Regions from separate parts of the Homo sapiens genome. Here regions 2, 3, 4, 5 and 6 are each linked to region 1. A link is a loop called in an ENCODE intact Hi-C map of the cell type or tissue named here. Cell type or tissue: mammary epithelial cell. All regions are shown on one strand.

Region 1 (4,000 bases):
TACAAGTTCTGGCTACTACTCCTCGCTAGCTGTGGGCAAACTATTTAACCTCTGTGTCTCAGTCTCTTCTTCTGTAAAATGATGTCAGTACTGGAACCATCTTGTAGGATAACATGCGTTTAAGTGAGTTGGTAGGGCACTGGTATATTACTGGGCCAGGTTTGGCACTTCTATAGGTGTTAGTTGTCATTGCTCCTTTGGTCCAGGTAGAACTTCAGGGTGGGACACTTTGGTATCAATGGCAGCTTCCAGCATAAAGTTATTGTGGAGTTCCCAGGGTCCAGAATGGAGGCAGAATAGTATAGAAGAGGATAAAAGGGAAGGCTCTACAGTCAGCCTCCCTGGGTTCAAATCCAGCCTTTGCTAGTTATATGTCCTTATCGAATGATTTGGCCTTTCTGTGCCTTAGTTTTCTCAACTGTAAAACAGGGTGCTAATAATAGCGCTACGTGATAAGGTTATATTGAATATTAAATGAGAAAATAGAAGTACTCACCTCAGTGCCTGGCCATCAAAGTCATCAATTAGTTGATGTTATTATCATTTTTAGGATCTTCTTACACACCACTCATAATCCAGTGAGCTCAGCAGGTGAGCAGATATACTGAGACTGGAGCCCCTTCCCTGATGGAAAGGGGAGGGAGCCAGAGTTCAAAGAGCGAGGGGCTGAGGAACCTGCATCCATAGCAAAGGCCAGCACCTCAAACGCATATGGAGGGTTCGCATGGTTTGGGCAGGTGACCATGACCAAGGGTTTGTGTCTTTGGAGCAGGGCATAGCACTTACGAGTAGGTGACCCCTTGGTGGTAGCACCCTAGCCAAGGTGGAGCTCCAGAGCACCAACCCAGTGGGCTGAGGTTTTTGGGGACATTCAGTTCCTGATGGGAGAAGGACCTCTTCAGCCAGCACAGCAGACGGGGTAGAAAGGGCAGGATGGAAAGGCCAAATATATAACACACACAGTTCACCCATCTCCTGCTCATCCTCTCTGATACTCCTGCCTATGGAAGCCAGACCCTCAGAATCCTCCCCAACACATCACTTCAGGCAGCCAGGACCAACTGAATGCCCTTAAACAGATGGAGTCTGTTTGCGATTCCAAGGCTACAAGATCAAAACTCACCCCAGACTCATCTAGGGCATCAAAACTGCAGGTCCCTGCATGCTGATGGGGCTGGGGCTGTTCATGACCACCTTCCTTAGAGATAAGGAGGAAGCAAGCCTATGAGAGGGGGTCTGGGTCTCAATGACCCCAGAGGAATTGGACAGAAGGATGCAGTGCCAATGATGTCTTCAGGTGGCTCATGCTGTAATTGGGGAGATCTCTCTCCTGTCTCCTCTCTCTTACCAATAAAAGGAATGGTTAAATGTCAAAGGAAGTGGTATGGTTAGTGTCCATGTAAGAGTATTCAGGGACTGGGAGAGGGATGCAAACTGGCAAGACAGGATGGGCAAGTGGCCTGTGACATCCAGACCAGGGCTAGGCTGAGGGTGGCATGTACTGGTGACTCATTCCCTGCTCTTCTTGGCCTGCTCTGTATTGACCCCTGTGGGCTGAATCAGTGGCTCCCCCGACCCCCACCCCCAGCTGGGTTTGGCCAGTGGGAGGCTTTGGTGGAATATCTGACAGCAGATGGAGAGGGGGGTTTCCCCCCCCTTCGTTTGGCTGTGGTTTTTCCCTCTTCGCTCAGCTGTGGTTTCTATAGTGGGGGTTCTTCTGCCTTTGGCTGTGGGGTCCTGCTGGCTGCAGCCTCCAGTGAGCCTGCTGGCACTCCTCCCTCTCCTTGCCCCTCTAGCTCTAAGGGTAGGAAGGGCTTCTGCTCTTGTCTCAGGGTTCGTCACCCTACCCTAGCCATGCTTTCGAAGAACTTCGGTTGTTAAACTCTCTTCATTTCATCTCCCCTTCCCCAGATCCGAGGCCCCGACTCATATCCTGAGTACAGAAGGGGCTTTTTTTCCCCTTGTTGGGGAAAGGGTCAGGTTCTACCAGGAGCATTTCCATGATTAGAAACCAAAGACAGACCAGGCCCGTGGAAAGGCGTGAGTAGAACAACTTAAGGGAACAGAAAGTACTGGGGAGAAATAACTCTCACGCCATCTCTTTGGTTTGAGGATCATTTCCTTGGAGTCCTCCTTTAGTAGTTCAGTTCCTTTTGGAAATCCTAGTGTACCTCACCTGGACTGTAAAGGAACCTGGGGGTGGGAGCACGAAGGGAGCACAGTGCCCCCTAGAGGCTGTGGCGAGGGTGGCAGCGGCAGGAGCCAGAAGGCAATGGGAGGGGCTCACGGGGAGGAAGAGATACTCAGAGGGTACAGATCTGGACAACTTGGCTCAATTGGACAGGGACATAGAGACATTATGTGGTGACAGTCTTTAAAACCTGGTTTCCACGATGTGGCTACACCATATAATTTTAAAAGACACCCACATTAGGGCTAATGTCTCTCCAGGCCCTTTCTGCCCAATCTTGTTTCCAAAACAACAAGGAAGGTTAAAATTCCTGACTGTGGGTAGAGAGGTTGGCTGAGGCAGAGGGCAGGGCAGTGGGACTTGAGGGTCTTATGGGGTCAGGTGCTAGATGTGGTCTAGGGTGTCTACCTCATTCCCCTCCCTCCTGTTTGGAGCTGAAGGCAGGAGAAGGAGCATGGCTGAGAGATGACACGTTTTTGGGTGACTATTCTGTTTGTTTTACTGGGTTTTAGAGAGTGGTGACCATGGCGATAAAATCTGAAGGGCAGAGAGTGAATGCTTCTGTCTTGCCTCAGAACCCCCTTACATCTCTTGCTTGTAATTAGAAATGGTAAGAATAAAAGAGCTCTGATTTCCAACAACCTTTGCTTCACAAGGGCCATGTCAAATGATGACAGCCCTATTCTTATAAAAGCAGATTCTGGGAGGAGCAGAAATCCCTTTTCTCTATGGAGTCAGTGTGTTTGCACTCATGCACGTTTGTGTATCTGAGTATGTACATGTATGTCTGCATGTGTCCAACCTGCTGCATGTGTGTGCATATGTGTATGTGTGTGGCTATGTTAACCTGTGCGTGGATGTGTACATAGATGGTGAAACATGTGTACCTCTGTTGCATGTGTGCACAGCCGTTGTAGGGATTGTGTGTGCATTCCCCCATGGGCGAGGGGCTGTGAGGGAGTAGGTCCTGGTATCTAAAATCTTTACATCCTGCTTCTATCAGTCTTGTTTGTTGTAAAGAGCAGGGAGCTGGTCAACCAGCTGAGGGAAAAGAAAAAACATCAGGGTGTGTATGGGTTGGGTCTGGGAGGAGGAAACCCAGGCAGCTCCAGGGCCAGTTTGCTGCCTTTTGCTCATCAGCTCCTTTCTTTTCTCTGCTTAGTTGTGGTTTTCCCCATGATCCCAGCCTGCACAGGGGTCTAGTTTCTTGGTCCTCTGAGGCTGGCTCTTCCCCAGGTACATCCTGTGCATGGCCATGGGTCCTGGCCTTCTTCAATTGGCTGAATATGGTGTGTCATGGTGCAAATTCACAGGCAAAATTTGATTGGCCCCAGCTGGTCATTTTTGTGCTTAGTCATTACCTACTCAGCAGCCAACAAAATACCTGTCCATGGGTCAGGCTGAATCAGCTATGGTCATGGCACAAACAGGGTCACACCTGGGACTGTGGTTGGGATAGTTTTCTTTAAAAGAGATGTGGACATGGAGGACAATGATGAATGCCTCAGATACTTATGCAAAAATTCCCTGTCACCTGTGAAGTGCCCACCCTTATCTCTGTGGAGGTCAGGACCATGGGGATGTCCCCCAACAAGGAAGGACTTGCCTGAGCAAGGCGGGATGAGCGTAGGCAGCCTCCTGGGGCCTGGCCTGGCCTGGCCCTCACCACCCCTCCCCTATGTCCCTGTTCCTTGAAGGAGGGAGCTTCGAGGCTGAATTGTGTCACCTGACCCCAAACTTGTCCTAACCCCCAGTACCTCAGAATGTGATCTTATTTGGAGATAGGGTCTTTACAGAGGGAATGAAGTT
Region 2 (4,000 bases), 92 kb before region 1:
GCACCAGAAAAGGGAATGTTTATTTTTAGAAACGGGGCAGGCTCTGGGGATGTACCGGAGAGCAAACAGGCAGTGTTTCTGCCCTGAAGGGGCTTATGGCCTAGAGCAGAGGGCAGACAGAACCACACTATGCTATGTGCTGTGAAAGAAAGGGGCAGGAAGCTATAAGCACACCTGGGGGATCCCTGACCTGGCTCAGGGAGGGCCTACCAGGATGACCTCCCTGAGGAAGTGCTTGGGCTGAGAACTGAAGGATGGGTTATTACAATAACTAATATTTTTGAGCACACACTAAGTGCTCTGTGAATGCTGAATTATTTATTCCTCTAGCTAAAGGTTCTGTTATTGCCTCCATTTCACAGATGAGGAGACTGAGATACAGTTAGCTTTTGCCAATTGTCTAAGACTACACAGTTAAAAAAAAAAAAAGAGGAGGGTACTATACAGCTGGAGACTCAAAGCCTGTCAGTCTGACTGCAGAGTCTGTATTAGTAACCACTAAACCGCAGCAGCTGTTAAGTAGGCAAGGGTGTGAAAATGACAGAAGGGAGGCTCAGAGAAGGCACTGAGAGAAGGCTAGACTGGTGGAACCCAGCAAGTGAGGTGCAGCCAGGGGCAATACAAGGCCTGGGGCCTTGCAGGGCCTTGAAGAGCCTTGTAGGGGCTTGTGGACCACATTAAAATTTGAGTTTTTATTCTGACTGAAATAGGTAGGAAGACACAGAAGGAATTTAAGGACAGGAAATACATAATGAGAATTGTATTTTTAAAAGACTATTCTGTTCTATTTGTGGAATGGTGAACAGATTGGAAGGGGGTAGGAGAAGATGCCAGCAGACAAATTTAGAGGCCACTACAGGGGCCCAGAGAAGGGGCAATGGCAGTTTGAGGGTGGGGAGGCAGCAGTGGAGAAGGAGAGAAGTGGGAGGGAGAACTGGTGAGTTCTTTAAGAGGGTGGATTGACAGTCTTTTGTATTATGGGGGCTGCAGGAGAGGGAGGTGCTGAGAAGACTCCTTGGATTCTGAGTTGTACATCCAGATGGAGACTGGTGCCATTCACTGACATAGAAGGCACTCGAAGGATGGACTTATTTTCTGTACTTGTCCACACTTTTATGTATGTGTGACTCTCAAATTCTAAGGATAATTTTAATTTGAGGATGTTTAAGAATAGTAATGTGTAAGAGGTGGTTTGATGGCTCTGGGAAATGAGAAAACGGCAACCTGGTATTTTCTGTCACTTATGGATCTGCACTGTTACTAAAAAACATGACTTAGCGGGTGGAGCTGGACACACATCACCCCCAAGTGGACCACAGGGAATGAGGTTCTTAGGCAGCCTTTCTGAAGGCGAGGCCTCCGCCCTGGCTTTCCAAGCTCACTTGGCAGGACATTCAGAAAATTTATACTACTTGCTAGAATTCCACATTCCCCAAACCCAGGTTCTCTGAGGGAGGCCTAAGTATGGAGGAACATCCATGTAATCATATGTAGCAGGCATGAAGCAGGGGAACAGAAAAGTACCAGGGAAGCTGTGAAAAGTTTCTACTCCAGCCTTTGTAACTGGGAAAAAGTTTAGAAACAGAGGACTAGGAAAAAGCCACCAAATAAATGAACTTCGAGTAACAGGGAGAATCATTCACCTCCTACCCACCTAAAAACCCCTCTTCCAGCATAGAATATCCACACTCATCACAGGCAGGTTGAAGCAGACTATACTGGATACTGTCATATATGTCCAGATCCCCCCTTTGGGAATGAGGCACTCATTCCTCCAGCAGCTGGTAGTAGTGGCTGCTGACAGCTCACAGCTGAGGCCCCTTTGGAAATTGCCCTCTATCTCCCAAGATCATGCACTCTTCCCCGAGGCAGACTTGCCTTCATTACAGACAACCCTGAAAGCCATCCCAGCTCCATACAGAATCCTGTTGCAACTGCCTCTCAGCTCACCTTCTCCCTCTGCCCCGCCCCTGGCTTCCTTCACTCCCAAGAACACACCCCAGTAAATCTCCTGCATGTACATCTCCATCTCATAGTCTGTTTCCTGGGACATTTGACCTAAGACACTGTGCTGGCTTTGTAACATGTCAGTTTGGCTTGCTGACATGCAATGATTCCCTTTACATGTGTTTCTGGTTAAGGTGGGTGAACTAGGAGATCCTCTAAGGATTTTTTGGGGGCAAAAGGGAGGCAGTAGCCATCATGTAGCACATGTACACTGTTGTTAACCTGCTGACTCACCTCCTTGGTGAAGCAATAGCTGGGCCAGGTGTGAGTGTTTAGCTCAGGGTTGAGGGTCTGGTCTATGTAGGAGTTCTTCACCAAGGTCAGAGGCAACAAGAATAGTAGGTTCCAGCCTGTCCTTGTGAGGTCCCAGCTTGTGCCTGTGGGGTTCCAGCCTGTTCATAATCCTCCCTTCCTGATGCCTGCCTTGTGGTCTTTAAGCTCCACCATCAGACACAGAGACAGCCTTACATGGACTATTTAACCAGCTCCCACAATGCATAGGTCAATTACCTGTAAAAGGTCCCTTAATCTATCTCTCTCTCTCTCTCACTACCCCTCCCCCCTTTCTCTATCTCTCCTACTAGTTCAGCTTCTCTGGTCCAGCTCTGACTGATATAGACACATTCTAATCAAGGAAAAGCTAAAATTCCTGCACAAACTAGTGTAGTAGCTAATAGGGTCAGGTTTAGTGAGAACAACGGGAGCTTAGCTGACAAAGTCTGCTCTTTGAAGAAAGAAATATGAGCAGTAAGTATGACCACCCTGGTGCCAGGATGTGGAAGACCAGGTTATCCCGGCCCAGAAAGGAAGGTGAAACAAATGGGACGGCATCAAACAACGGAGCTGGACAATATTAGATGAGACCCTGCCCGGCCACTCCTGATTTAAGGCTGCACCAGTGTCTAATATGGAGGGGCTGGTGGTTAAATCCTTACCTCTCATCTGCCGCAGTGTTAACACTGAACTCTGGATATATAAGCATATATAAAATAATATACAAGTTCATTCCATAGTTTGCCTCAGTTCTCAGCGCCTCCTTTTGTGTTCCACCAAAGGCCCTGAGTTTAACTGTCCCTCCCACCCCCCAGCTAACTGGGGCACTGCCCAGGTGCAGTCGATCAGGGGAGCCTCCTACTGCACAGATTCAGGTATGAGCTGAGGCTTTTCCTGAGGGGTTTTTGCCTTTTCAAGAGCATCTGTTTTCTAGTCATGCTTGCCCCTCTTCTTTCAGGAAATAGTTACTGTACTTTTTAGCTTTTGAGCATGACTGAATGCTGCCCCTCAGGGTTTCCTGGGTTGGGAGTGATTTTCCCAACATGGAAGGATGAGGGATAATCTAGGCATAAGGAGGGGAAGCAGAAACAGAAGGTTTCCAGCTGAGTAATGAGAGAGGGAAAAAGAATAATAGCCTCAAAGGAGAATGGGAGGAAGAGAGTTTATTAGCCACTATTTGAAAACACAGTGGTCCCAGAGCAGAATTCTTAATAGAGTCAATGGTTTTTACACATATTTTACCTGCAAAGCTGGAAAAAGCATGTGAGAAAGGAATACAGAAACTCCTGAGGACAGCTTAACTTTCGATTCTGCTCTCCTTAGAAGATCCAGTCTCTCGCTCTTTAGCCCTTAGGGCCTTATCCAGGGATTCCTTGCCTCCTTCTTCACAAACCGTCCCTCTCTCAGAGGATCAGACTAAGTATAGTGGAGCCAGTTCTCTTGGGAAGGCTGTGCTGCTTGAAGGCTGCTCAGGAATGCTTCTGAAAGGGCTGAGAAATCCTTTCTTTTTCTGTCCAGCTCCCCCAACTATTAGCATATCTGCCCACTTTGGTAGGCTACAAAAGTACCCACCTCTCCCAAAAGATATTCACCTCCTAATCCCTGGAACCCATGATTATTACTTTATGTGGCCAAAAAGGGCCTTTGTAGATGTGATGGAGAATCTTGACGTGGAGAGATCATGTGGATTATCCAGGTGGGCCCTGAGAGCAATCACATG
Region 3 (4,000 bases), 240 kb before region 1:
ATGGGCTGTAACTGGCTTTGATAACGCCCCAACCCAATGAAGAATTTTGAGTTGTTAAAACATGTTGTTTCTAGACTCCAAACACTGACCCACTTGGGAGAAAATGAGGCAGCATGGTACCAGATCTGTGGGATCTGTTCCCAAAATCCTATTGACAGGCTTGGTCCACTTGCAGGTCACCCTCCATGGTCTTTGGTCAACTTTTCTGTGGTCATCATAGCTTGATGGGACTTTCTCTGGCAGTTGTCCCATTCAAACCAGTTGTCCACAGCCTTGCCTGCTTCAAGAGTCCAAGGACCAAACCTCAAGGAGTACCTCAGATTGTTCCCCAAGTGCTGCCACTGACCTCATTTGGACTGACGATGCACTTAACAATTTGACTTTCCACTCTTATTTTTCCTGAAACTCAATACTCCCAATTGAGTTCTACTAGCTGTATTTGTGAAAAGTAATCACAAACATTTTTTTAGAATACAGTGAAATGTGAAGGAATGATTTATTGTGTACATGCATATGGCAGAATATGTGTAAGTGGTTATAGATCAGTTCTGGAATTAGACAGGCCTGAGTTTTAACTTAATCTTGCCACATAGGAGCTGTATGAACTTAGACAAATTACTTAATCTAAGATGTAGTTTTCTTATTCATAAACATGGATCATAATAACACCTATTTCATAGCGTTATTGAGAGGACTAAACGGGATAGCACAGTGTCTGGCACATAATTGGCACTCAACAAGTGGTAATTTATTATTATTAATTGAGCATTTATATATGCAGGCCTCTGGGTTAGGCCCAAGGGATGCAAAGATCTCCATCCTCAAGTAGCTCACAATAGATCTGAGTTCTTCCCAGGGGACACTCAGAAGGGGTCCAACAATCAGATTTGATGTCAAATCAACTGAATTTGCGACCAGAGTAAACAGAATTTCTCCTCATTGCCCGACCCTGATTAGGATGGGATTAATTGTATAGCCTGCGTTCTAGAATTAAACTGCATATTGAGGCTGAGAACATCCAGGTGGGGAGACGGGAGGTCAGCAAGTCCAGTTTCCACAATTTTATGGTTCAGACTTGGCCTAATTTGGCCATTCTGGGAAGTCTTAGAATGGCAGCAGAGAGGCTCCTCAGCCCTTGTTGAGAGATGCTAATGAAGAATTTGTGTCTCACCAATGGCTACTGCATGAGAAAGCTAGAAGGAACCTCAGGCCATCGTTTCTTACTAATGGTCAAAAACATATGCCTCAAGCATGATTCATAAAGATATCATTTTAGTCTTTGCCTCCTTATTTCTGAGTCAGTACACAAATAGCTTGTTTTCTGAAGCTTCAGGGAAGCCCAGATTGACACATTAGCCAGGGAGTAATGTGCCTTCTTTCTGGGCTGGCTGTCCATAATGCATTCAAATCCAGAAAAAAAGTAGGAATTTGTTCAAAATTTATCAATTGGGCCATTTTCTCAATGACAAACAGATGGCTCCTTTGAGTTATTCAGAGGGAGAAGATTTTTTTTTCCTTTTGTTCATCTCAGTTTTTATGGTTTAAAAGAATTAGTGTTTAATCCCAATTCTAAAATTGTTAATTAGTTTGTATTTGCTTCACTAAATCTGTTAAATAGATTTTTATCACTTTAGCTATATCTCTCTGGCAGCATCTGGTGTCAACTTTGCAGAAATAATGTTGGTTTTACAGCCAAAAATCAGAGGTTAAACCTCCAGGACTACAGATGTGACAGCATTAAAGGGAAATTCATCACCCCCAAAGCTTTCATTCCCATATAGTTTAGAATCAGCCCAAACATGAACCAATGTTCTTTTTTCCCTTTCATTCTCCAGGAGCACTGTGGCTCAGTTCCTTTTTGATTTATGAGTGTGGTTGTTGCTGATGAGATCTCCCAGGGAGACCTCAATCTGCCCCAGCTAGAGGCTTGGAAAACAGTGGAGGATCTTCTTGCTCAACCCCCTTTCTGTTGCTTTCAGGGGATTCCATCCAGGGCTAGGGCTATCCATCAATTCATTTGACAATGGGCATGTATGAGGTGAGGGCTGTGCGGGTACAAGCTCTGTAGTGTCACCTGCCGGCAGGGGGCACAATAGGGCAGAGCAGCAAAACGAAGGCAGTGTATGTTACAAACGAGCTACTCTGAACTCAAATCAGTGCACCTGGGGGAATAATTAAATGAAAGACAGCAAATCATCATAAAGGCTGGGGAATTTGAGTAACAGGGAAAACCTGTTGGGCAGCAATCAATTTAGGTCTCTGTGGTAGGCTGAATAGTAGCCCCTAAAAATATCTACTTCTGAATCCCCAGAACCTGTGAATGTTACTTTATAATATGGCAAAGGGTATTTTGCAGCTGTGATTAAGCAGCTTGCAACGGGGAGATTATTCTGGGTTCTTTGAGTGGACCCTAAAGGTAATCATGAGTGTCCTGATAGGAGAGAGGCAGAGGGAGATTCCACAGAAGAGGAGAAGGTGATATGATGGTGGAAGCAGAGATTGAATTGATGAACTTTGAAGATGGAGGAGGAGGCCACAAGCCAAGGAAGACAGACAGGCACCAGCCGCTGAAAGAAACAAGGAAACAGATTCTCCTTTCAAAGCCTCTGGAAGGAATTAGCACTGTCAACACCCCAACTTTAGCCCAGTGAAATTGGTTTTTGGGCTATGTACTACCAGAACTGTGAGAGAATAAATTTGTGTTGTTTTAAGTCACCATAATAATGGTAGTTTGTTGCAGTAGGAATGAATACAGTATCTTTTCCTTGCTTAATGCCAAAGAGTTCCACTGCAGCTGCCAGAGGTATTTTACAGGGCCAAGAGGAGATAGCAGGGATCAGCATAGTGCATTGACTTCTTCAAGAAGAGCTCCTTCTTCTGAAGTCCATCTGTAATACAGGTGTGGGCAGCTGCAGCCTGAAGCAGAAATGGGACTAGCAACTGGGAAGCCCTGTGTGATTGGCGAAGAACGTTTCTGAGTGTCATGGACCCTAGGCAATAGCAGACAGTGTGAGAATTCTCTGCAATTAACATATTTGCATAAATATTAGGAAGAGGCCTGATTAGCACAGTGAGCGTGACTCAGAGGAAAGTGGAGGGCAGAGGTGATCAGGGAAGAGGCTCTGAAGAGGGGTGAGGACAGAGATGCCACCCTAGGCACATCCAATGCTCTGATGGAGAGGGACTGGTTGTGAACAGCTAAGTTGCTATGGCCTTGCCCTTCAGATGTAGCTGTGGACAGTGGGAGGGGAATCTGTGGGCAGACCTCTGGAGCTACCATCCCCATTTCACTCAAATGACTCCAATTTTATTTGTTGGACACATTGGGCTTCCAGGTGGAATTTCACTTAAGAAAAAATTTTACTGGTGGAAAAAGATTTTGGGGGGTAAATTTTAATTTTGATACAATTTTACATGTACAGAAAATTGCAATAGTACAAAGAATTCCCATTTACCCTTCCCTCAGATTCACCAAGTTTGCATTTTGGCCTATTTGCATTATCATTTGTTCTAAGTATTAATGTTTTTTTTCCTGAACCATTTGAGAGTAAGTAGGCATTATATTCCTTTACCTCCAAATATATCAGTGTGTATTTTATTAGAACAGGACATTTTGTTATATAACCATGGTACAATGATGAAAATTGGGAAATTTAACACTGACAAAATGCTGTCATCTAATCTTCAGCCCAAATCCAAATTTTGCCAATTGCCTTTATAGCAATTTTCCCCCCGGTCCAAGATTTGATCCAGCATTGCATTTATTTCTCATATCTCTCCAGTCTGCTTTAATTTGGAATATTTCCTGAGCTTTTGACCTTGACATTTTTGAATAGCACAGGTCAGTAATTTTGTAAATTGTCCCTCAGTTTGGGTTTGTCTAACATTTCCTTATGATGAGATTCAGATCTTGCATTTGAGCTTGAAACTCACAGATGTATGTTGTGTCCTTCTCAGAACATGGTATTTGAAGGCACATGTGGTTGCTTTGTCTCATGGG
Region 4 (4,000 bases), 230 kb before region 1:
TCTTGAAATGAGAGCATTTTAGAATTGGGAGACAGACTGGTGGTTGCCCAGGGTTAGGACCTAGGGGAAGGCGGTTGGCGTGGGAGGAAGATAGGTGTGATTATGAAAGGTCAGATGAGGGATCCTGGTGGTGTTGAAATGTCTTCACTGTGTGGTGGAGGCATGAGCGTAACACAGGTGATAACAATGTGTGAAACACCCCCCACCCCACAAACACACACAAATCCGTACAGGTAAAGTAGGAAATCAGGATAAGATGTGTGGATTGTGTCAGTGTCAATCAGTGATATTGTACTATAGTCTTGCAAAACAAAACAAACATTTTGTTACCATGGGGAAGCTGGACATAATGTACAAAGACTCCCTCTGTATTATTTCTTATAACTGCATGTGACTTTATAATCATCTCAATAAAAGTTTCAATAAAAAATAAGTTAAAGCCAAAGCCTACGGGTTTTTAACAAAAACCTCGAGGAAAACTTAAAGAGCTGTCCACCCCTGCTTTGAGAATGTAGAGTCCTGGATAAGCAATTAAGTTTTGTTGAGACCAGCACTTCTTTTTTTTTTTTTTTTAATTTTTTATTATTATACTTTAAGTTTTAGGGTACATGTGCACAATGTGCAGGTTAGTTACATATGTATACATGTGCCATGCTGGTGTGCTGCACCCATTAACTCGTCATTTAGCATTAGGTATAACTCCTAATGCTATCCCTCCCCCCTCCCCCCACCCCACAACAGTCCCCAGAGTGTGATGTTCCCCTTCCTGTGTCCATGTGAGACCAGCACTTCTTAATTGGGGTCAGTACCACCCCATGGGGGTGTGTTTGAAAATGTCTGGGAGTGGTTATGGTTGTCACACTGACTGGGGGATGTCTTTGGTACTCAGTGGACAGGACCAAGAATGCTAAATATCCCGCAGTGCCTGGGACAACCTGACACATGGTGAGAATATTCTTAACCCCAAATGCCAGCAGCATTCCACTGAGAAACAAGATTAGATGGCTAAAATCTTAGCAACTATTTAGATAGTTTGTGCCTTAACATTTAAGTGAAATCTATGCTTATTCTATATCTTGTCATCATAAAATTGAGTTTCTAAGTCTGTTTATTAATGGACAAAGAGCCTTCCCTTAATATTAAACATTTTTAAAGTTTAATTTTTAAATAATAGTTTTAAGCTCAAGACTCTAAAATTGTTATAGGAAACATTTATTGCAATATATTTGTTGTAATGAAGAATATTTCATTTTTTTTGGAGAAAACAGTCTTTTTTTATCTTGTTTAAAGTTGTGAACTATATTTTCTGCAGAAATTTGATCTTCACCTTACCTAACCTTAACCTTAACCTTCTTAACCTTAACCTTAACCTTTGTGATGATGACATCACTGATACTGTGCTAATTAACTCAATTAGTAGAAACGGACAGTGTGAACTACTTTAAAAGAGAAGCATAGCTGGAGATAGGTTTTTTTTCAAAGTTTATTTTACAAGTAAAATATAGTGAATTTGATTACCTCAAAAACATAACAGAGAATCTCTTTTTCATGCCATTTCTCAGTAAGGTTTTTAGCTCTTCTCATTTAACTTTTTCTTTTCTTTATGAAGTCCTGAGATAAATGAGCCATTTCTGGAGGAACAATCCAGATGGCTTTTGCGGTCACCATCCTGGAGTATGAATTGAGGAGGAAGGCGTTCTTTTCAAAATGAGCCACAAGCAAAACTCCTCCTGGTTGGTCATCCATTCTCTGCCCTGACATGTTGTGTGCAGAAACCCATGTGACAGCATGAGTGTGTTGTGTGGATATGTGCTTCCCAGGACAGGATTATGTACAGGGGAGTTGTACAGACATGGAGTGTACAGATACATTGTAGAGACAAATGTTAAAGAGACATACAGTGTACAGAAATTGGATTGTAGAGATATGAACTTCACATACAGGAGTTACAAAAGCATGGTATGCAGATTGGATTATTGAGATGCAGGTTGTCTAGACACTGGCCCTGAAGGCATAGGTTGTGTAGACACAGCCTGGGACCAAGCTCTTTGGTCCTGGCCTTAAAGCAGGGTGTGCAGCATGAGCCCAGTGATGGTTGCCTGGCTATGTGCCAGAAGTGGGACTCTGATGTCTGTGCAGAGGGTGAGGGCAGGACGGTATATTCTGCCACTCTACTTTGAGCACTGGCTTTGAAGCTTTCCCTCCAATGCCATTCCCACCCCCAAGGGACTCAGGAAATGACTTCTGTCTTTTCTTTGATAGAACAAAGAAAGAGAGAGTTCTAATAGATGAGAGAGAGAGAAAGAGAGAGAGAGAGAGAGAGAGAAAGAGAGAACACCAGATTCAGACACAGAAGGTTCTCAAGGATGACCATGGTGAAGTCTGGGCTTCAGCAGGTCTTACAGACCACCAGGGGTCAGTCTTGGGTTCTACAAGAGGAAACCAGGAGGTATTTGCTCAGCACTGGTTCTCACCTGAGGACCATTCAGAGGAATTTATTCCACTTTAATATACTATGGTGTTAGCAGCTTTGAAATTCTTTACCGCCAAGGGGGCCTTAAAGCCAATGAAGCAGGAGTCTCAGGAATGACCCGTATGTCAGGCCTGCTTGTTTATAATCCTCAGGACCACAATAAAAGGCAAGTTTAATCGCCTGGTGATTCGGGACTTGGGGGCCCAAGTGTGCTAACCCACCCGTCAGGCCCAGGGGTCTGCCTGAGCTTGGGAGGGAGGGAGTTTGGGGCTGGGCCTGGTTGGGAAGCCTCAGGCCTGGGCTAGGTCCAGGGCTGGGCTGGGCTGAGGCTGGGGCTGGAGGGGGCTTCAAGTGAACTTTGGTTCTGAGGTCACTGGTTTTCCTGTTGTAGTAACTGACTTCACAGACTCTGTCAGGATGAAGGAAGACACAATGCTGCCAGTACAGCTGCTTCTACAGGAAGCCCCATCCCTGATAGCTAAGGCTAGACTCAGCTTGGTACTTAGTGATAAAAACAAGAACACTACCACAGCTATTGCACATTTACTATGTGCCTGGCACCACTGTAAGCACTTTTGTGCTTCTTTAATCCTCATAAGAATCCTAGGAGGTAAGTACTAGTATTATCCCCATGGACAGATGAGGGAAGTAAGGTTTAAATAACCTAAGTAACTTGCCTCAGGTCACTCAGCTGGTAAATGCCACAGCTGGGGTGAACCCAGGCACTCTGGCTCCTTAGCCATGCTCACAACCCACACTACTAGATAATACTGCAACGTTAAGAGCCTTTGGAGAGTCTATATGTCAGCCCTCTTGTGGCAGATGAGGAAACTGAGGCCCAGACCCAGGTCACATAGCTGGTGAGTGGTAGAGTTTGAACCCAGACCCAGGTCTCTGGCTCCCAGCTTAGAGCTCTTGTCACAATACCATGCAGCCACCATTTGCACCAAACCAAGTTGCAAGACATTTTAGCTAAAATGCAAGCTTTGGGTCAAGGAATTGGAAAGGGCCAGAATTATCCTACGGTCTCCCGGCCTCATGGGGTTGAATGCTTCATAACTAAGCCCAGGCACTATCAGCTTGTCAGAGGGTAGGGGCCAAGGACATGGCCCCTCCAGCTGCAGACAAACTGCTGGGCAGGATCCAGGCTGGGGTCAGCTAATAGCCCCTACACTTCCACCCCCATTTCCAGGCCAGGGGGACACATCCTGGACAAGCGAGAAAACCTGGCAGAAAGAAACAGAGAATTTTTCTTCCTTCAGGCAAACAGGCTCCTCTCAGATCAGAAACTGTGACAGGGTTTTCATGGGAGGTACAGGCTGTGATAGGAACAGAGAGCTCTGGTATAAGCAGCTCTGAGAGAAGGAGTAAATCATCTCCTGAAATGTTCTGGGCAGCTGCTCACTCACTAACAAAAATACCCTGCTTGGCACAGCTCTGGTCACTCAAAAACTACTCCAGGGACCTGGCAATTTTCAAGGTGTGGCTCTGCTCTTGAGGAAGGCAAAAGGAACTGTTGGGAGAAGA
Region 5 (4,000 bases), 470 kb before region 1:
GAGCACCGGCTCCTGAGTTACAGTGTAGGGCTTGAATCACCACCCCATGACTTAATAGATGTGTGGCCCAGTACTTCAAAAGAGCATGCATGATATGATGTGGCTCTGTGTCCTCACCCAAATCTCATGTCATCTCAAATTGTAATCCCCATAATCCCCATGTGTCAAGGGAGGGACCTGGTGGGAGGTGATTCGATCTTGGGGGCGGTCTCCCCCATGCTGTTCTCATGATAGTGAGGGAGTTCTCACAAGGAGATCTGATGGTTTTATAAGTGCTTGACAGTTCCTCCTTCACACTCTCTCTCTCGTTGCCTTGTGAGGAAGGCGCCTACTTGCCCTTCACTTTCTCCCGTGATTGCAAGTTTCCTGAATTCTCCCCAAACATGTGGAACTGTAAGTCAATTAAACCTCTTTTTTTTTTTTAATAAATTACCAAGTCTCAGGTATTTCTTTATAGCAGTGTGAAAACAGCCTAATACAATGCAGAAAAGGCGTTCATAGCTACTTGCCAAATACATGAAAGATCTTGGGCAGGTGCTTTGCTTCTCTGAGCCTCAGTTTGGGGCTCAGACATGGGGATAGTGAAGGGGGATAGTGAAGCACCTGCCTCAAGGATGTTGGGATGATTACAAGGGATGACTACCTTGATGCATTTGGTCCAGCCTGGCATATGCTAACTCCTCGGCAAACATTAGCTACAATAATCATAATATGTCCTAGCAGAGCTCAGGATGCAGTGCAGGCACTGCACTGGTCTTAATGAGGGATTGATATTAACAAATGATAAAAAGCAATCCTCCAAAGGCAGCCCATCTCACTCAGCATAAAAGCCAAAGTCCTTACTGGGTCTGACTAGTTCTCTGCACTGGCCGGCGCCCTTCTCCTCAGCCTCAAACCCCCTTGCCCTCTGCTTGGCCAGATTGTTCCTCAGACAGGCCAGGTGCGTTCCCAATCTCAGGGCCTCCAGCTTGGCCTCCCCTCTGCCAGGAATGCTGTTCCTCCAGATGGCTGTGGAGTTCACCCCCTGGCATCTCTTAGATCTTTGCTCAAAGGCCACCTCCTCCTGAGGCCATCCCAGAACCCCCTCTTTCAAGCAGCACTCACTCCACTCCCTAGCCCTTACTCGCATCCCTGCATACAGCACTTTTTACTGCCTGGCACTGTACGTTTGTTGATTTACTGTCTCTCTGCTATCACCCAGAACGTTGCTTCCAGAAGAAGACTGTCTCATTACTGTTACATCTCTGGCCCTGGAGTAGCCCCTGGCAAATATGTACTCAGTACATGTTTGCGAGACGCATGGACTTGTAGAACAGTTCCACAGCTGTCCATCACTGATGTTCCATACCTAGCGATGCGGCCCCTCGAAACGCACTGGAGAGCTGGGCAGACCAAGGATAATTTCACAGGTAAGTCAGATAGAGCCTGGGGAGGTGCAGCGATTGGCCTAGGCTCCGAGACTGATGACCCGGGAAGCTGGGGCCTGCGCTCTGCTCTGTGGCTCGGCATGCTGTGCAGCTGACCTGAGCAGCTCTTGAGGAGTCACTGCTCATTTACCAGTCACATCGTCGTGTCATGCACCGTTGACAGGAGACCAAGCCCAGGGCAACATTCTCACTTCCCCCTCTCCATGAGCGTGACCAGTGGGTCTCGGTCTTGCCTCCGCGTGGGCCGTACAGGACAAGGGCCAGAGCCTTGCAACCCGACCCACCTGCCAGGGGTGGTCTCCCAGCATCCCGGCAGAGGGCGCTGTGGGACAGCGTTGCTGATCGGTCGGGGACCTGGGTCCAGCTCAGCCTCCTGCGCTCCCCCTGGGTCAGGACGGGCAAGGGCAGGGCTGCGGGGCGGGGCAGGGCAGGCTGTGGGACTTGAATGTCCTGTGTCCGCTACTCTCTGCCCTGTGCTCAGGTGTCTCCTCGTCCAGGGCTCTTGCATATTCTTGTAGGACTTTGCTTGGAAAATTGTCTAGTGAGAAAGTGATTCGTTTTTGGTTTGCATGAGGCTATGGTTGCAGAGTTAGAAAGGGAGGGAGTGTTGGTTTGCGGCAAAAAGTTTAGGGATGAATATTGAGTTTGAAGTGCTGTGGCACATTCAGAAATATGTCCAGGGGCTGGTTGGATGTGCGAGTTAGACATTCTGGAAAGGGGTTTGGACTCAAGATACAGATGTCATCAGCAGATAGCTGGTAATCGGATCCACAGAAGTGAGTGACAGTGTTGAAGGAGGGAGGCAAAACAGCAACATTCAGGGGCCAGGTGAAAAAAGAGGGCTTTTAAAGGAGACTGAGGAGAAGCTGGGAGAAAAACAAAGTGGGAAAGAGGAAAGTCAACTGGCAAGTGCTTTTGATTGATCAAATAAGACTGAGCTATACCCTTTAGTTATATCTAGCCAATGATCTTGTTAGTTCAGAAGATGGAAGCAGTTCTCCTGGGGAGGAATCTTAGAAAGGAGGGTGACATTCATATCTATTGGGCTGCTATGTGGGATGCTTTCCCTAGTGACTTTTACATATTAGCTTGTTTAGCTCTCATGACAATCCTTAAGTATTAACCCTGTTTTCTTTCTTTCTTTTTTTTTTTTTTTTTAAATTTTTGAGACAGGGTCTTGCTCTGTCTCCCAGGCCGGAGTGCAGTGGCACGATCATAGTTCACTGCAGCCTCAAACTCTTGGGCTCAAGCAATCCTCCCACCTCAGCCTTCAGAGTAGCTGGAACTACAGCTGCACGTTAGCCACATTTTCATTCATTCATTCGAGACAGGGTCTCACTCTGTTGCCCAGGCTGGAGTGCAGTGACGTGATCATGGCTCACTGCAGCCTCGACCTCCTCGGCTCAGGTGATCCTCCCACCTCAGCCTCCTGAGTAGCTGAGACTACAGGTGTGCATCATCACACTCAGCAAATTTTTCTACTTTTTTTTTTTTTTTTTTGTAGACACAGGGTTTCCCCACGTTGCCCAAGCTAAATTTTCTAAAATAATTTCTAAAATAATCAAGACTCAGATAAAAAATATCTTACCTAAGATCACCCTGCTTGTGTTAGAGATTAACCCTAGATCGATCTACAACTCGAGTCTGAGGTCTTCCCACTACTTCCTTCCTCTATGTCCACATCCTGCCATGTAGGGTAATTTTATTAATTCATGATTTGGTTGAACAAATATTTGAGTTTACCGGGCACTGGGCACTGTTCTAGATGCTGGGAATACAGCAGTGAAAAAAACTGTCAAATACTTCATGCTCTTCACATTCTAGCAGGAATCAGATATAACCATGCAGTATGTCATGTAATGAGACATGGAGATACAAAAAGGAAAGAGGGATGAGGATGTGTTTAGAGTTTTTAAATATATATATGAATTTCTTTCCTGCCCCTTAAGATCTGCAGGAGGTTATCAGAATTGACAATGAGGACTTTACTAATAAAAGTGACATTTGAAGCTGGGCGCGGTAGCTCACGCCTGTAATTCCAGCACTTTGGGAGGCCGAGGAGGGCGGATCACGAGGTCAGGAGATCGAGACCATCCTGGCTAACACGGTGAAACCCCGTGTCTACTAAAAATACAAAAAGTTAGCCGGGCATGGTGGCGGGCGCCTGTAGTCCCAGCTACTCAGGAGGCTGAGGCAGGAGAATGGCGTGAACCCAGTAGGTGGAGCTTGCAGTGAGCCAAGATCGCGCCACTGCACTCTAGCCTGGGCAACAAAGCGAGACTCCGTCTCAAAAAAAAAAAAAAAAAAAAAAAAAAAAGTGACATTTGAGCCAAGACCTGAGGAGGGGGAGAAAGCCAGTCATCCAGTTATCCAGAAGAAAGGAGGAACATAAAACCTCCAAAGTAAGAAGATGCTTGGCATGTCCCAGGAGCAGCAAATCCAGTGTGGTGGGAGCAGAAGGATTAAGTGCCAGCAGTAGGAAATTAGATCAGAGAAACAGGTTGTGGGGCAAGGATGGGGAGAGGGCTAAGAAAATCAGATGTGGGGTGATGTAGACCAAATTAAGTATTTTG
Region 6 (4,000 bases), 520 kb after region 1:
TGATTACCTCTATAAAGATCCTATCTCCAAATAAAGTCACTCTCTAAGTAGGGCACTGGGGATGAGGACTTCAACATACGAATTGTCAGGTGATGCAATTCAACCCACAACAATGACTAATGAAAATTGTTACCATTCATTAGGCAGCTAACACATGTCAAGGATATAACTATGACTTTTTAGCACCCACAGCATATCTTCGGGTTATCTACTAAGAAAGTGGAGGTTCAGAGCATTTAAGTGACTTTCGAAGATTATTATACAGTTAGCAACTGGCAGAGCCAGGATTTGGATCACAACTGTCTGATCAAACCCATGTTCTCTAAATGTCATTTAACAGTGTCCTTTTAGTTGGTTCCAACTAGCCAGTGACAGGATCGTTCTTGTGAAGGTGCCCATCTCTGGATCTCCTCTGTTCACATGCAGATCCACTCGGACTCCAGAAGATCGTAGACTCTCAAAGCAGGCAGGACCCTTTGATGTCATCCTTTCCACCCCCTACTTTACGGATGAGGAAACAGAGTCCCTAGGAGACTAGTTACTTGCAGGAGGTCACATAGGAAGTGGGGATGTTCTGAATCTGCTCTCTACCCAACACTGCCTCTGCTGGAAGAAATTTTGAACTTTGCTGGTGGATCTAATTTATTTGGCAAATGGTTTCACAGATTTAAGCCATTTATACAAAATCATGAGATTAATCATTATTAATCAAACACAATCTGACACCGTATGAAATAGGCAAGGGATAGGTCTGTTATGCAAGCATCCTGCAGCCTTAATTACTGAATGGCTGGAATGATGGTCGGCCCCTCACATTTATCACAAGAAACATTCAGCTTCTTAGATAACTCATTTTCTATGCCAATGCTTTGAACAGTAAGAAATAAAGGAAACAGCAATCTGTGCTTGTCACAGGAGATGTTATCTAGAAAAGGAGGAACACATCAAATGTCCACATCCACTCTCAGACTGCACACGCAGCATTGCTCCATAATAGGATCAATCTTCTCTCAATTACCAGCTCTGGGGCACAGCCACCTTGTTGAGTGTCTAGAGCAAATGTCCCCTGCCATGTGATAGACATATGGCATTCTGCTTTCTCTGTCCCAGAACAGAGACCAAGTTTCTCAGGATCATTAGGCAAATGTTAACAGAACTGAGACAGCAACACGACCACACGACCACAAGGCTTGCAGCATCAGGTGTGATTCTGTGAAAAGACCAAAGCCCTACTTGCTGATTCAGCTCTGCTTCTCAGAAACTGTACTTCCTGGGATAGATTCCTTCAGCTTCTGGGACTCAATTTCCTCATCTTCACCATGGGGGAAAGGGTTGCCTACATCACAGGTTGTGAGGATTCAATAAGATGATGGCTGAGAAAGTGCACAGCGCAGTAGCTGGCGCTGAGTAGGGGCTTAAGTATTTTTTAATTAAAAATATATGGCAAATAATTTTCTTCCCTCTAAAGCTCATCTGCAGTAATCTATTCTTCCCTTATTCATACGCAAATAAGGAAGGACGGAGTTGTAAATATTATGGGCCTAACTTGGCCCATCTCTGTTCTAATGCTGCCACCTGCTGGACAGCCAACAACCCACACAGGTATTTCAAGGGGATGCCCTGATACTAATGGGAGACAATCTCAGATGCATCTAGGCAAATCCTTCCTTCCCTAACACACTCCCCCTGGCCTCCATCCTTCAGATCTAGACCTAGTGCACCCCTGACTTATCGGATCCTGGGGTTGACTCACAACCTAATTTCCTTGGCAGGAGGTATTTTTCAGACAGTGTGACGTCTGCCTAATAGATCACAGCTCCCAGCATTGGGAACATGAGGACAGCTATGGGCTGAGTTGCCCAGGGAGTTCGAAACGAGCATGCGGCCTGCAGACATGTTTTGTTCAAACTGCATCATATTGGCCCACACTGTGTTTAATAAAATTCAAATTACCCACCAGCACATAAATATCAGATTTCACCTAAAAACGTGGATATTTTCAGCATGTTGTAAAATCTAAAGATATAGCAACACAAGATCCACACTCCTTCATGACAGCAATTAGCCAGAGCAACTGCTCCCTTCAGCCTGAGCATGGCCTCACCAGTGTGACACACTCCCTACCACTCCCTTTCGGACCTTTCCCTTGACCTGCTTCACTTAGGTTACTCTGCCCTGGCCCTGGAGCCACAAAAATTGTTGTCTCCCTAAACCAAAGCACAAAGCATTGCATAGACTAGGATGGCTAAATAGAGCAGCAGGAGTGAATAAAAGAATGATTTACACCTTAAAGTAATAATGTTAATAATTAGTAATTACCAAGCACTTACTTAGCTTGTGCCAGGCACAGAGGAAAGCACTTTGACCCTAACTTTTTGACCCCAAATATATTTTCATTCCATGGTACATTTAAATCTCACATTTCTGCTCTTCTCATTTGCTTTGTTCTCTGTGCCAAGAAATATAAAATCCCTAACTCATCCAATTCTTAACAAATATTACCTGCAGAAAGAATCTGTTCGAAGTAAAACTAGCAATGGCAAAAGCTTCAAACAGTAAAATTTGTTACGACCAAAAAATAAAAATAAAAAAAGAATCCTACATCTTAGGTAATATTGAAAATAGAAAATTCGAACTAAAAATTTTCATATAAAAGAATAGAATTTTTAATCCCAGCACTTTGGGAGGCCGAGGCAGGTGGGTCACTTGAGCCCAGGAGTTTGAGACCAGCCTGGGGAACATGACGCGACCCTGTCTCTACTAAAAATACAAAAATTAGCCAGGTGTGGTAGTGCACACCTGTAGTACCAGCTATTTGGGAGGCTGAGTGAGCCAAGATCATACCACTGCATTCTAGCCTGGGCAACAGAGCAAGACCACGTCTAAAAAAAATAAAATTTTCTTTACAAATTTTTACCTGTCAATTTTACCCAGGAGAATTGTACTTGCTAACAACAATGGCCAAGAAGAAAACTCACAATAGTAAAAGTAATAATTAAACAAGATAAGAAAAAATGCTAATTACTGAGCCTTAAAAAAAATGTATGTGGAAAAAATTGACCTCAGTAGAAACAACTTCAGTAGAATAAAACTTTAAATTGGGAAAAATAAGAAATCACTTAAATGTATTGTATAGAAAATGGTTCAAGAAGTTATACTGGGTCTATAATTCTTCCCTTCCCCCCTATATCATAGAAAATCCATGTCAATAGCCTAGCATGTATCCTTCCATATATTTCTCCATATTTATTTAATCTCTCATACTCACATTCATATTGAGGGAGGCTTTTCATTGATTGTCTTACAAAAATCTAATCATACTATGCACATTTCCTGACATCTTGTTTTTCTCACTGAATAATATCTTACAGAAATCTCTTTCAATCAGACTGGGCTTATGCATAGAAAAGAAAGCCTATGAAAGGGATTGCTAGGTGGAAGGAATCCACCAGCACTTTTTATTTTTAAAAGAAGTTGTCAGATTACTTTCCAAAAGGACTGAAATAATTTACATTTCCTTGGTCAAAATTATGCAGGGGCCTTTTCCCTACATCTCACCAGCAGGCGGCATGACTGCTGCTTCCCACTAGTCTGACGGGGTAATAATCTCCGTATTACTTTACTCTGCATTCTCTAACTTCTAATAAATTTGAGCAACCTTTCCTATGTTTGTTGACAACTGAATTTGCTTTTCCACAAAGTGCCTATTTATAATACTTGGCCATTTTTTACTGGGATATTTGTCTTTTGCTTGCCATTTGTAAGAGTTTATAGTATATTTTCATTACACATATTCTACCTGTCACCTGCGGTACAGTTATTCTTTTCAAATCACTTGCTTGTCTATTGACTCTGCCTATGATATCTTTGCAATACAGGGGTGTGAATTTTTATGTGGTTAAATGTGATTAACCTCTTGTTAAAAGAGTCTTCCCCCATCATCTCGCATTCTTAGAAAATCTAGGAAAGTAGTCCCCCAGATTATCCTGCAAGATATTAT

What was found. Peaks named below come from ENCODE experiments on the same cell type or tissue, not always from the same donor. Only the 100,000 strongest peaks of a DNase experiment are listed, where the experiment ranks them.
Region 2: a loop joins it to region 1, with 2.6 times the contacts of the local background. A loop is called at or near these places in 3 of 110 quality-filtered maps.
Region 3: it touches region 1 in a loop (11-fold over the local background); 67 of 110 quality-filtered maps call a loop at or near these places.
Region 4: it touches region 1 in a loop (13-fold over the local background); 71 of 110 quality-filtered maps call a loop at or near these places.
Region 5: a loop joins it to region 1, with 9 times the contacts of the local background. A loop is called at or near these places in 5 of 110 quality-filtered maps.
Region 6: a loop joins it to region 1, with 8 times the contacts of the local background. A loop is called at or near these places in 12 of 110 quality-filtered maps.

The regions. Positions count from the first base shown.
Region 1 is chr11:11,263,973-11,267,972 of GRCh38, forward strand. No RefSeq gene overlaps it. Among named protein-coding and RNA genes, the nearest start is that of CSNK2A3, 87 kb to the right of the region's middle. RefSeq lists an enhancer at 1,164-1,665. In mammary epithelial cell, a CTCF peak has its summit at 2,226 (motif pointing left); DNase peaks (open chromatin) are centred at 2,219 and 3,509; H3K27ac peaks cover 1,132 bases.
Region 2 is chr11:11,171,555-11,175,554 of GRCh38, forward strand. All of the region lies in intron 5 of LINC02752 (long intergenic non-protein coding RNA 2752), which reads left to right. Among named protein-coding and RNA genes, the nearest start is that of LINC02752, 58 kb to the left of the region's middle. In mammary epithelial cell, no CTCF peak of the experiment used is centred here; a DNase peak (open chromatin) is centred at 2,217.
Region 3 is chr11:11,026,192-11,030,191 of GRCh38, forward strand. No RefSeq gene overlaps it. Among named protein-coding and RNA genes, the nearest start is that of LINC02752, 87 kb to the right of the region's middle. In mammary epithelial cell, a CTCF peak has its summit at 2,078 (motif pointing right); a DNase peak (open chromatin) is centred at 1,260.
Region 4 is chr11:11,034,606-11,038,605 of GRCh38, forward strand. No RefSeq gene overlaps it. Among named protein-coding and RNA genes, the nearest start is that of LINC02752, 79 kb to the right of the region's middle. RefSeq lists enhancers at 2,238-2,738, 2,739-3,239. In mammary epithelial cell, a CTCF peak has its summit at 2,416 (motif pointing right); a DNase peak (open chromatin) is centred at 1,776.
Region 5 is chr11:10,790,894-10,794,893 of GRCh38, forward strand. No RefSeq gene overlaps it. Among named protein-coding and RNA genes, the nearest start is that of SNORD97, 8.7 kb to the right of the region's middle. RefSeq lists enhancers at 965-1,514, 1,515-2,064 and a silencer at 1,725-1,864. In mammary epithelial cell, a CTCF peak has its summit at 1,737 (motif pointing right); a DNase peak (open chromatin) is centred at 1,778.
Region 6 is chr11:11,786,372-11,790,371 of GRCh38, forward strand. No RefSeq gene overlaps it. Among named protein-coding and RNA genes, the nearest start is that of MIR8070, 5.2 kb to the left of the region's middle. In mammary epithelial cell, CTCF peaks have their summits at 595, 1,589 (motif pointing left) and 3,562; no DNase peak of the experiment used is centred here.